Linked DNA regions of Homo sapiens: region 1 is linked to region 2. A link is an interaction called in ENCODE POLR2A ChIA-PET data of the cell type or tissue named here. Cell type or tissue: CD4-positive, alpha-beta T cell. All regions are shown on one strand. Links, peaks and the distances in the headings refer to the core of each region. The heading gives the core; the rest is flanking DNA.

Region 1 (5,378 bases), core at 213-5,212, 80 kb before region 2:
TGTCTGATTTTGAAAAAAAGAAACATGTATTTTATAATATTAAAGATAGGGTTGGCAAATAGCAAATAAAAATACAGAATACCAGTGAAATTTGAACTTCAGATACATTATGAGTAATTTTATGGTGTAAGTATATTCCAAATCATGTGGGACATACTTACACTACAAAATTATTTGTTGTTTGTTTACAGTTTAAATTTGAGTGCCTTGTATTTTATCTGGCAACTGTAATTAAAGGGAAAAAGAATAAATTCATTATGTTCATATAATGTGATATAGCAGGGGTCCCCAACCCCCAGGCTGCAGAGTGGTACTGGTCCATGGGTCCCCAACCCCCAGGCTGCAGAGCGGTATTGGTCCATGGCCTGTTAGGAACCAGGCTGCCCAGCAGGAAGTGAGCAGCAGGTGAGCTGGCATTCCCACCTGAGCACCGCCTCCTGTCAGATCAGTGGCAGCATTAGATTCCCATAGGAGTGCAAACCCTATTGTGAACTGCACATGTGAGGGGTCTAGGTTGTGCGCTCCTTATGAGAATCTAATGCCTGATGATCTGAGGTGGAACAGTCTCGTCTTGAAACCATCCCCTGGCCCTGTGGAAAAATTGTCTCCCATGAAACCAGTCTCTGGTGCCAGAAAGGTTGGGTAGCACTGTGATATAGTATTAAAAGTGCTAATAAATATGGCATACTGCCTTTAAAATGTCTGGTAGCTCTTTCTCAGTGGCACTCATAATAGTGTTTTTTGATTTTTAAATGTGTGTCAAGCTGACTCTCCCCTCCGTGTATGCTGGGCTTTATTTTCCCTTTCCTAGTCACCAGTTTTGGGAAATAGAGATCTTCATTCTCATGCTGCTCCTCTAGTGCAAGTGCTCCATTTATTTTTAAGGAATTAATATAACAAAAAATCATGGGAATTTAGAAAACAACATGGAAGCTAATGATCACATTGGTGGAAGTGATAGGGAAATATTTAGGGGGAGAAGTTAAGGTATAAACTTTGTCAATGAAGTCCTATTAAAAACAACAAAAAAGTGAAGCTTAGGATGCATTTTATAAACTCTGACCAGAACACCTGTGTTTCTCTGTTTCTAGGTTTATGAACTGACGTTACATCATACACAGCACCAAGACCACAATGTTGTGACCGGAGCCCTGGAGCTGTTGCAGCAGCTCTTCAGAACGCCTCCACCCGAGCTTCTGCAAACCCTGACCGCAGTCGGGGGCATTGGGCAGCTCACCGCTGCTAAGGAGGAGTCTGGTGGCCGAAGCCGTAGTGGGAGTATTGTGGAACTTATAGGCAAGTTATTAGCAAGGTCTACTCTTACAATTAACTTTGCAGTAATACTAGTTACACTCTATTGATTATGGGCCTGCCCTGTGCTAAGCAGTCTGCATTCCATCTTCCTTGCCAAAACTTATAATACAAATTTCATCTTTATTTTATAAATAGGGGAGTTGGGCTGGGTGTGGTGGCTCACGCCTGTAATTTCAGCACTTTGGAAGGATCGCTTCAGCCCAGGAGTTTGAGACAACCTGGCCAAGTGAGACCCTGTCTCTACAAAAAAAAAAAAAAAAAAAAAATTAGCTGGGCATGGTGGCACATGCCTGTAGTCCCAGCTGCTTTGGAGGCTGAGGTGGTAGGATTGCTTAAGCCCAAGAGGTTGAGGCTGCAGTGAATCTTGATGGCAGCTGCACTGAGCCTGGTGACAGAGCAAGATGCTGTCTCAAAATAAATTTAAAAATAAAATAAGAGAATTAAAGTTTAGCAGGTTGGGTGGCAAAATGAGGCCACACATTTAAAGCCCCTCCTCCTGATTCTTTTCTCTGCCTTGGCTGCCTCCTGTGGCATTTTAGGTGCTGAGAAATGAAAACAGTAGGGAAAATAGTTCCAGGATCCTCATGTTAATTTGCCAGAAATGGCATCTTCAAGTCGTCAGAGGGATCTGAGAGTTCCTTCCTGGCCTGACTTGAGAAAATCCGTCTGTCCCCAGCTCTGCGTCTGCCTCCACTGCCCAGTCACCTCCTCTCCATGCTCTTGGGGCTGGGCCCTACCCCACCATGCAGTGCTGCCCTGGAGCAGTGAGCTTGGTGGGTCCTGTCTGGCATGAGAGCTGCCTTTGGGAGCTGGATCCCAGCCTCTACCACTGGGTCTGGTGCCTAGCAGGCTATGGATAAACTTCTGCTGACTCCGGCCTCTCCTAAGCCACTGCAACGTGGTCGGTGTAGTGCACAGTGTGTGTGCAGCGTGGCCTTACTCACAGCCTCCACATTAGAGAGAATCTGACTGAAGTCTTACTGCTGCCTCGTGTGAACATAAATGTTTGCCAGAACCATGAGCAGGAAATGTTAATCTGCCTTGTTTCCTGTCCTTTACACGGAAGAATTTTTTTCTGTATGGAATGCGTGCCTTACAAATAATGAGTGGAAATACCCATCGCTAATGAAAAGTTATACTTGACTGTTAGTCAGCTAAATAATCTGAGATTTCTAATACTTTTAATTTGGCTTTTACAATGCAATTTATCTTAGCTTTTTTGATTTCTTAGGTCATATCTTTAGAACTATATATTTGAATGTTAATGTAATTTTCATATTGAAATTAAAATGTTGAACTGCGATGTTAAGTGTTTCCTGTGGAAAAACGTTCACATTTTCTCTAGTTTTAAAGTTGAATCAAGCTGTTTGAAGATTTTCACATTTCTTCTAGATTTTATCAGCTTGTTACTTTATCTGTCACTTTCTGTGATTTGCAGCTGGAGGGGGTTCCTCATGCAGCCCTGTCCTTTCAAGAAAACAAAAAGGTGATTATTTCAGAAATCAGAGTCTTGTGTTGAATCTTACTGATTTTCTTGTATTTCTGTAATGTAATGTATCTTGTATTTCTTGTAATACTGTATTGGACTCTGTGTATATCTCTTCTCAGATGAGTGATTATATGTGTGAATGTTGCTGGAATCTGATAACCAGGCCTGAATAGTTTTGTAGGGTGGCTTTTAAAAATTACTTTCATATCAGAATTGCTTTGTCATAAATTTTGAACGCATCATAAATTTCTAATGTTCGGGGTCAGCAGACTTTTTTTGTAAAGGGACAGAGTGTAAACATCTTAGCTTTATGGGCCATATGGTCTCTTTTGCAACATTCAGCTCTGCCCTGTGACAGGAATGCAGTTGTAAAGACATGAGCTACTGGCCAGCTATGTTCCAGTAGAACTTTACTTACAGAAACAGACAGGCTGTAGTTTGCCAATACCTGCCTTAGGGAATGTGTTGTTATATTTTGTGAGTTACCTTCTCAGTAAATTTTATTTAGTATTAGTCAGGAATATTATTAAGTAGCTTCTTTTCCAGCCTGGTCAACATAGTGAGACCCGGTCTCTACCAAAACAAAACAAAACAAAAAAACAGCCACGCATGTGGCATGTGCCTGTAGCCTCAGCTGCTGCTCAGGGGGCTGAGGCAAGAGGATTGTTTGAGCCCAGGAGTTTGAGGTCACAGTGAGCTGTAGTCATGCCACTGCACTCCAGCCTAGGCAACAGAATGAGACCTTGTGTCTTAAAAAAAAAAAGTTTCCTTTGTTGGGTTATTTTAATTTGGACCTGGTTATCATTTTTCAGCCATATTTAACTTTGTACATATCAGAATGTTCTGATAAAACTTAACTTTTATTAAAGTGTTTGTGATATAATCTGCTAGTTTTGGTACACATTATCTTTTGCAATGCCAGTTATTTTCTTTTCCAGTGTGGGTTTGCATAGGAAAAGAATTGCTGTCACTTTCTATTTTGAAATCTTAAAAGACTGATCCTTTTTTGTGTCATGATTTGAGTATTTAATTGAGAGCCTAATGCCTAATATTATTTGCAGTATTAAATGGGATCTTAACAGGAATAGCATTCTAGCCTTCATTGAATTAAGTAAACATTTCTTAAGAGAACTTGGAATCTATAATATTTGCGTCATCATAGTATGAGATACTTAATCAAGTTTGAGATTTTAGTGAAACATTGTTTAGAAGCCAAAAGGATTCTAGGAAAAATTAATGTCTATATTCTTGAATTAGGAGAGATTTTGGGACGTGTGACTAAGTTACGCTGACACTTGTTTGTTTCTTAGTCGCTTTTTCCAGTGGCGGTGAGAACGAAGATGACTGATTCACATTGCTCAGATGAGTTTATCCTCTTCTGGCTGGGACATGGGATATATCCTGTCTCTTTTAAGCCTTTTTGGTATTTTTCCCCCATTGAGAGCTGTGTCTTCAAACTCTTCTGTTATAGCTGGAAAATCCTTTTTAAGTGAAATCTGCCCAAATTATAAGACAGATGAAGGTAGAGTTGTGTTGGATATAGGATTAGGGTGAAAGTAGTGGGGGTGTCCTGGAGCCTCTCTTCTGGTGGCAGCCTAGCTCTTGTGCCTTTGAGGAAATTACCCTGGGGACGGCTCTGTGGAACATATTTGCAAACCACTGATTTGGAAGATAGAGATGGCTTTTGTTAAGATCTGAATTCACCTTTTTGGCATTTTATTTGATTTCTCAAGGTAAAGAACTTATTTTGTAATAAAGTTTCCTATTATTTAGTAGATAGGCCAAGTTGCTGTGTTAATTCCATGTAGATTTTGGGTTTCCTTTGCTCATTTTTTCACTCTTAATCTCACATCATTGTAAGTTTATGGAAGTTATCATACTTCTGACTTTTTCTTTGAAGAGCAGAAATTAGAAATTCCCAATAATTATTTTGATAGTGTCATTTAATGACACTCACATGTGATGTAGCCACAAAGATTTAATGAGTTCAGTTTTAAATCATATTAAGACTGTTGGTTTCATTTGTTCTCATTAATGTAATTCTGAAGATGAACAATAAAATGTATTTTTAGAACTTTCAAATGAAATATTATTTCATCCTTCCAGATCATATAATGCTTAAGTTCTGATTGTTAATCATAAAGTCTAGAAAATTAAAAGATAATAAAATGAAAGTGACTTTTAGGTATTAGAGTTTTATTATAAATTCTGGTGTGTCATTGGAGCTATGACATGAATATTTCAAAGGCCAATAGCATTGGATCTTTACAGTTATAACTTACCATTTTTAAGTTTAAGTAGTAATATAGATTATTTAATAATCAAAATCAATAAATATTAATTATTAAAATGTTTTGTGGTATAGTTTGAGAATCATTGCTTTTAACTTTTTCCATATAGGTTTATTGACTTTAATAGCATTCTAAACATAACATCTCTACATTCTTTGTGTTTAATACTGTGGAGGTATAAAAATACTTATATATGATGATAAACTATATTAGAGTAAATTAAATATTCTTATGAGTTTCATTTTAGAGTGCATTTACTTAATTTTGAAGTCCTTATTTTTAGC
Region 2 (5,378 bases), core at 225-5,224:
TCGTTATGGGTGGCCCTCTTTTTGCAAAAGGTTTTCAGGCTTAAGCTCCATTTCTAGGTGCTCCAACACTCCATTATTTGTATATGTATGGAAATAAAAGCTGTGACCACCCCCAACCCTGGCCCCCGCCCAGCTGAATCCTCAGCACAGTATTTCTGGAAGGCTCAAGATCCCACGCTGGGGAAAAGAAGTTCTGGAGACAAAAGAGGGCAGGTGCTGCCGTGCCTCTCTGCTCAGTATGGATACTGGACCTTGTGCTGCCAGGGCTCCCAGTAGGGCCAGTTCATGGCACTCAGCTGGAAAGTCCACTGTTGGGAGGCATTCTTAACCATCCACTCTGTGCCGTATGTAGTGGGGTCTGGTCATTCTGTTGGAGGAGACAGACCAGTGACGACATTTGAAATGCTTGGTGGATGTCTTAGGCCTGTTACGATGACTGAGCACTGTGGGGGCAGGAGACAGAAAGTCAGTGTCTCCTAGTTCTGTGCTGCTTTAACGTGCATAGAAATCAGCTGCGGATTCAGCAGATCACTCCTTTTCTGACAGATGGGCCTGCTTACTCTGATGTTATATCAGAAAGCTCTGAATCTGGGAATTGTGTCCCCTGAATTGGAGTAACAGAAATGCTTAGATGATGAGTGTTTAAAAGAAATAAACCAAAGGTAAATTTAGTTTGGAATTCAGCAAGCGTCTTCATTCAGCCCTCTGAGGGCAAACTACAGCTTTTTGTAAATGTAGGTAAATTCTGTGACTGTTTCGTGACCCCCTCTGATCCAGTTTTCCTTTATAACCTTCTGTATTGTTCCTTCTATTATCCTGAAATAACATTAATAGATTAGGCTGGGCGTGGTGGCTCATGCCTATAATCCCAGCACCTTGGGAAGCCAAGGCGGGCAGATCACCTGAGGCCAGGACTTCGAGACCAGCCTGGCCAACATGATGAAATGCTGTCTCTACTGAAAATAACAAAAATTAGCCGAGCATGGTGACAGGTGCCTGTAGTCCCTGCTACTCAGAAGGCTGAGGCGGGAGAATCGCTTGAACCTAGGAGGAAAAGGTTGCAGTGAGCTGAGATCGCGCCACTGCACTCTAGCCTGGGTGACAGAGTGAGACTCCATCTCAAAAAAAAAAAAAAAAAAAAAAAATTAATGGATCAATGGATTTTTAACCTAATAATTAAATTTCAAAAAATATCGTTCTTTAATGGTAATGTAAAGGTAAAATTAAGATAATATGTAACAAGCATGTGAGTGTCTAAGGTGTCCCCGTGGTGGAAGGAAAAAATAAATCCCCATAAGTGTCCAAGATGCCCATAGAGAGCAGAGCTGTTCTGGTTTAAACCCCTGCTCTTAGCACTGTGTTTTTCCAGCTGTGGGTGGTGGGGGATGAGTATCTTTTTATTTCCATGAGATGAGAAAAATGAATTACTAGAAGTGTGAAATACAAAACACAGCTGCTCTTTTTTTAGCCATAGACTCAGCAGCCATAAAATTGCTGTATCCAGTTGCAGAAATTCCTGCTGCTTACTCTTGACCCTCTCTCGGTTTGTGTGCATCTCCTCTCAGGCTGGCTCCCAGATGGGAGCTGGCTCCAGGCGACACTGGGTGCTCTGCTCCAGGAGGTCCTTATGTGGGTCCTGCCCTAGCCTAGCCCCTCTCTTATGGACTCTGTCACTGTGGGTTTATGATTCACTCTCAATCTGTCTTACCTCTTGGTGAACTGTTAGAGTCCTGCCTATACTTTGGCGCTTGTGGGTGTGTTGTGGTACACATGATGTGTTGGTCACTTCCCAGCTCATCTTGTTCTGAGTCACCCTAGATTTGGGACATTCATTCGCCACCAGTACCGGGCGGTGTATGGCCTGAGATTTGGGGGGGCTTGTGCTGCTACAAATTGGGGCTGAATTTGAGTTGACAGTGGACCTTCTTTATGTCTACTGCTCATATTTGAATTGCAAATACTGCCTCTTCTCTTTCAGAGGCTCATTACCCTATAGCTGTATTATTGCAAAGTGCACAATTACAGCTTGAGTGTAAGTCACACTGCGCTGGCAGGACGGCCCACTGAGAAAGGGCACGTTTCCTGTTCGTTAGTTTTCACATTGACACATAATTTACAATACAGTAAAATGTACTTTTCTATCAACTGTAGTCAGTAACAGCCCCCCTCCCCCAACCACATCAAGATATAGAGGAGTGCTGTCACTTCAAACAGTTCCCTCTTCCTCTGCCACATCCTGCCCCTCCCCAGGTCTAACCACCAATCCGTGCTCTGTCCCTCTGTTCAGCCCATTGCAGAAGGCCATAGAAATAGAATCTATAGGCTAGGTGTGGTGGCTCATGCCTGTAATCCCAGTATTTTGAGAGGCTGAAGTGGGAGGATGACTTGAGGCTGGGAGTTCAAGACTAGCCTGGGCTGCCTAGCAAGACCCCATCTCCAGAAAAAAAAAATTTAAAAATTACAATCACGTCCCTGTAGTTCAGCTGCTTGGGAGGCTGAGGCAGGAGGATCACTTGAGCTCAGGAGTTAGAGGTTACAGTGAGCTATGATCGTGCCACTGTGCTCCAGCCTAGGTGACACAGCAAGACGTTGTCTCTGGGGAAAAAAGAAAGAAACGGAACCACGCGGTGTGCAGCCTTCTGAGTCTGGCCCCTTTCGGTGAGCAGTGTCTAAAGTTCTGTCGCGTGTTGCCCACGCGTCGGTGGCTCGCTCCTTGCAACTGCTGAGCATTGTATGGCTAGGCTGTAGTTTGTTTTCACTTCACCAGTTGGGAAACAGAGAAAAGGCACTTTTTAAAAAGTTTAAATCTGTAGAATTTTGGTTTTTACCAGTTCTCTTCTAAATCCTGAGGGATTACAGGAAAAGTTGTTGTATTTCAGAATATTCTTAGCTTGATGTGACCTCTGTCCCCGTTAAGGCCCTTTGCCGCAATGGGAAGGACGTCGCTCGGTCAGACCCTGAAGGTCAGAGGGGCAGTTTGGGAGTGTGTCAACATTTTAACTGTATGGACTAGAGCCAAGAGTCTCAAGGTTTATAATTCCCACGTATTCAAAAAGAAAAAAACAATAAAGTGAGAAGTCAGTGTAGAGTGAAATAACCTGTGTTAGTGGGGAAGAAGTGTTTTTAAACAGGATTTCCATAACGTATAACATCAACATGTTTAGAGTGGTGATGTTTCATTGGGAAACGAACAGTAAAACATGAAAGCAGGGAGGTTTTCATTCTGGCAGTTGGCAACTTTCACGGCAGATGGAGAATTTCAAAAGCAATTGCTCAATTATCAAACATAGCCAGTGTGAGTTCTGAAATAAAGGTGCTGATTGAATGTGCAGCTTTATGGTGGATTTTGCTATTCAGGCAAGCATTTTAATTTTCTGCCTGTTAAATTCTGTTTTCTTTAGTTTTTCATATGTGGTTTATTGTAGCTTAGGAATAGATAACTGAGAGTATATATTACACATACAACATTCTGATATGGCAATATTTAAAACAACTTGTCTGTTTTAGAACTAGAATTAAACATAATCATCTTCAGTATTTTGCAAATAAGCTCACTGCCATCCAGAAACATTGTCAATGCATCTGTTGCTCCTTCTAGAAGACACAGTCTGTCCAGCACAAAGTTACTTAGTCCCCAGATGTCTGGAGAAGAGGAGGATTCTGACTTGGCAGCCAAACTTGGAATGTGCAATAGAGAAATAGTACGAAGAGGGGCTCTCATTCTCTTCTGTGATTATGTCGTAAGTTTGAAATGCCTGTAAACGGGGTTGAGGGAGGTGGGGACCAGGAGAACATCCTGTGTAGATGACACTTGCATGGACCCTCTGGAACCCAGACCGCCCGGTGTCCTGCCAAGCTCCATCGAAACTAAATCTAGAATGAATGTTTACTTCTGCTGTGACATATAATTGGAGACCAGGCCTGGCCTTCCAGTCACTGGATTCTAAGTTGGACTGTGAGAGTTTTTGCAGCTGACTCATTTATCAAATGCCCGGCTATTGGCTCACGCCTACATGATGCTGGGTATGTTTGTTAATTTGAGGGAAGCAATGGAATAATAATAACTAATGATTTAAAAAACAAAGTAAGTGCATTGACTGTAGTGGGGTTCTGATTTTAAATTTTTTTAAAAATTAATACCAGGAGCAGTGGCTTATGCCTAAATTCCAGCAACTCGAGAGGCTGAGGTAGGAAGATCACTTGAGCCCAGGAGTTTGAGACAAGCCTGGGCTATGGTGTGAGACACCCATCTCTAAAAAAATAAAAAATAAAAAATTATCCAAGTGTGGTGGCTCGTGCCTGTAATCACAGCTCTTTGAGAAGCTGAGGGCGGAGGATGGCTTGAGCCTGGGAGTTCGAGACCAGCCTGGCAACACAGAGAAACCCTGCCTCTACCAAAAAAAGAAAGAGAGGAAGAAAGAAAAATTAGCCTGGCGTGGTGGTGCATGCCTGTGGTCCCAGCCACCTGAGAGACTGAGAAGGGAGGATTGCTTGAGCCCAGAAGTTTGAGGCTGCAGTGAGCTGTGACTGTGTCACTGCACTCCGGCCTGGGTGACAAGGCGAGACCCCTGCTCTAAAATAATTTTTTTAAGTTAATTTGTAGAAAAGGTGTTAGATGTTCTTTGTCACATTTTATGATGGATTCCTGTTTAAATGCCGTTCTCTTTAAAGAAAAAAAAATAACTTGTGGGAGTTTTTAACCATAAAACTAGCATCACATATTTACCATGGAGAATTTACAAAAAAACAAATAAACGGAGGAAAATAAAACCTCCTGTAATCATACTACTCAGAGATAACTTGCTGTTAGATTTTGGTCTAGATTTAATACTTTTTCTATATTTATATTAAAAATATTTAAAACATATGCATTTCTTTGTCACAAACATGGTATCTTATAGATACTACTGTCACATAGCAAAACAGTGTTAAATATTCTGAATCAGAAAAGGAAGCCGACTCTCCAACTGAAAGAGGTGTTATCCTAGAGACTTTTTCTGGTGATGACAATTTATTAATAGTCACTTTTTGCTTTACTTTCTCTATTGAAGTAGTTTTTCTATTTTGTTCTACTTTTAAGGATAATATAATTTATAATGCTGTTTTTCACAGAAATATAAGAAAAAAGATACTAATTTTATAAGTTAATAAAGTTTGATCATCCCAAATCCAAAAATCTGAAATCCAAAATGCTCCAAATTCTGAAGCTTTTTGAGTGCTGACATTATGTTCAAAGGAAATGTTCATTGGAAGGTTTCAGATTTTCGGATTTAGGGAGCTCAACAAATAAGTATAATGCACATATTTCAAAACCTGAAAAAAATCCTAAATTCAGAATACTTCTGATCCCAAACATTTCAGATAAGGGTTATTCAACC

Evidence for each region. Peaks named below come from ENCODE experiments on the same cell type or tissue, not always from the same donor. Only the 100,000 strongest peaks of a DNase experiment are listed, where the experiment ranks them.
Region 1: POLR2A ChIA-PET joins it to region 2 with 5 read pairs; 6 of 35 experiments call an interaction of 5 or more read pairs at or near these places.

Annotation. Positions count from the first base shown.
Region 1 is chr4:3,120,137-3,125,514 of GRCh38, forward strand. HTT (huntingtin) reads left to right here. Exons shown (of 67, transcript NM_001388492.1): 9 at 1,092-1,296; 10 at 2,753-2,800. Among named protein-coding and RNA genes, the nearest start is that of HTT, 48 kb to the left of the region's middle. In CD4-positive, alpha-beta T cell, for the core only: no CTCF peak of the experiment used is centred there; no DNase peak of the experiment used is centred there.
Region 2 is chr4:3,200,409-3,205,786 of GRCh38, forward strand. It overlaps HTT (huntingtin), which reads left to right. Exons shown (of 67, transcript NM_001388492.1): 42 at 3,599-3,740. Among named protein-coding and RNA genes, the nearest start is that of MSANTD1, 46 kb to the right of the region's middle. RefSeq lists a silencer at 2,649-2,748. In CD4-positive, alpha-beta T cell, for the core only: no CTCF peak of the experiment used is centred there; DNase peaks (open chromatin) are centred at 1,773, 2,203 and 2,603; H3K4me3 peaks cover 1,204 bases; H3K27ac peaks cover 490 bases.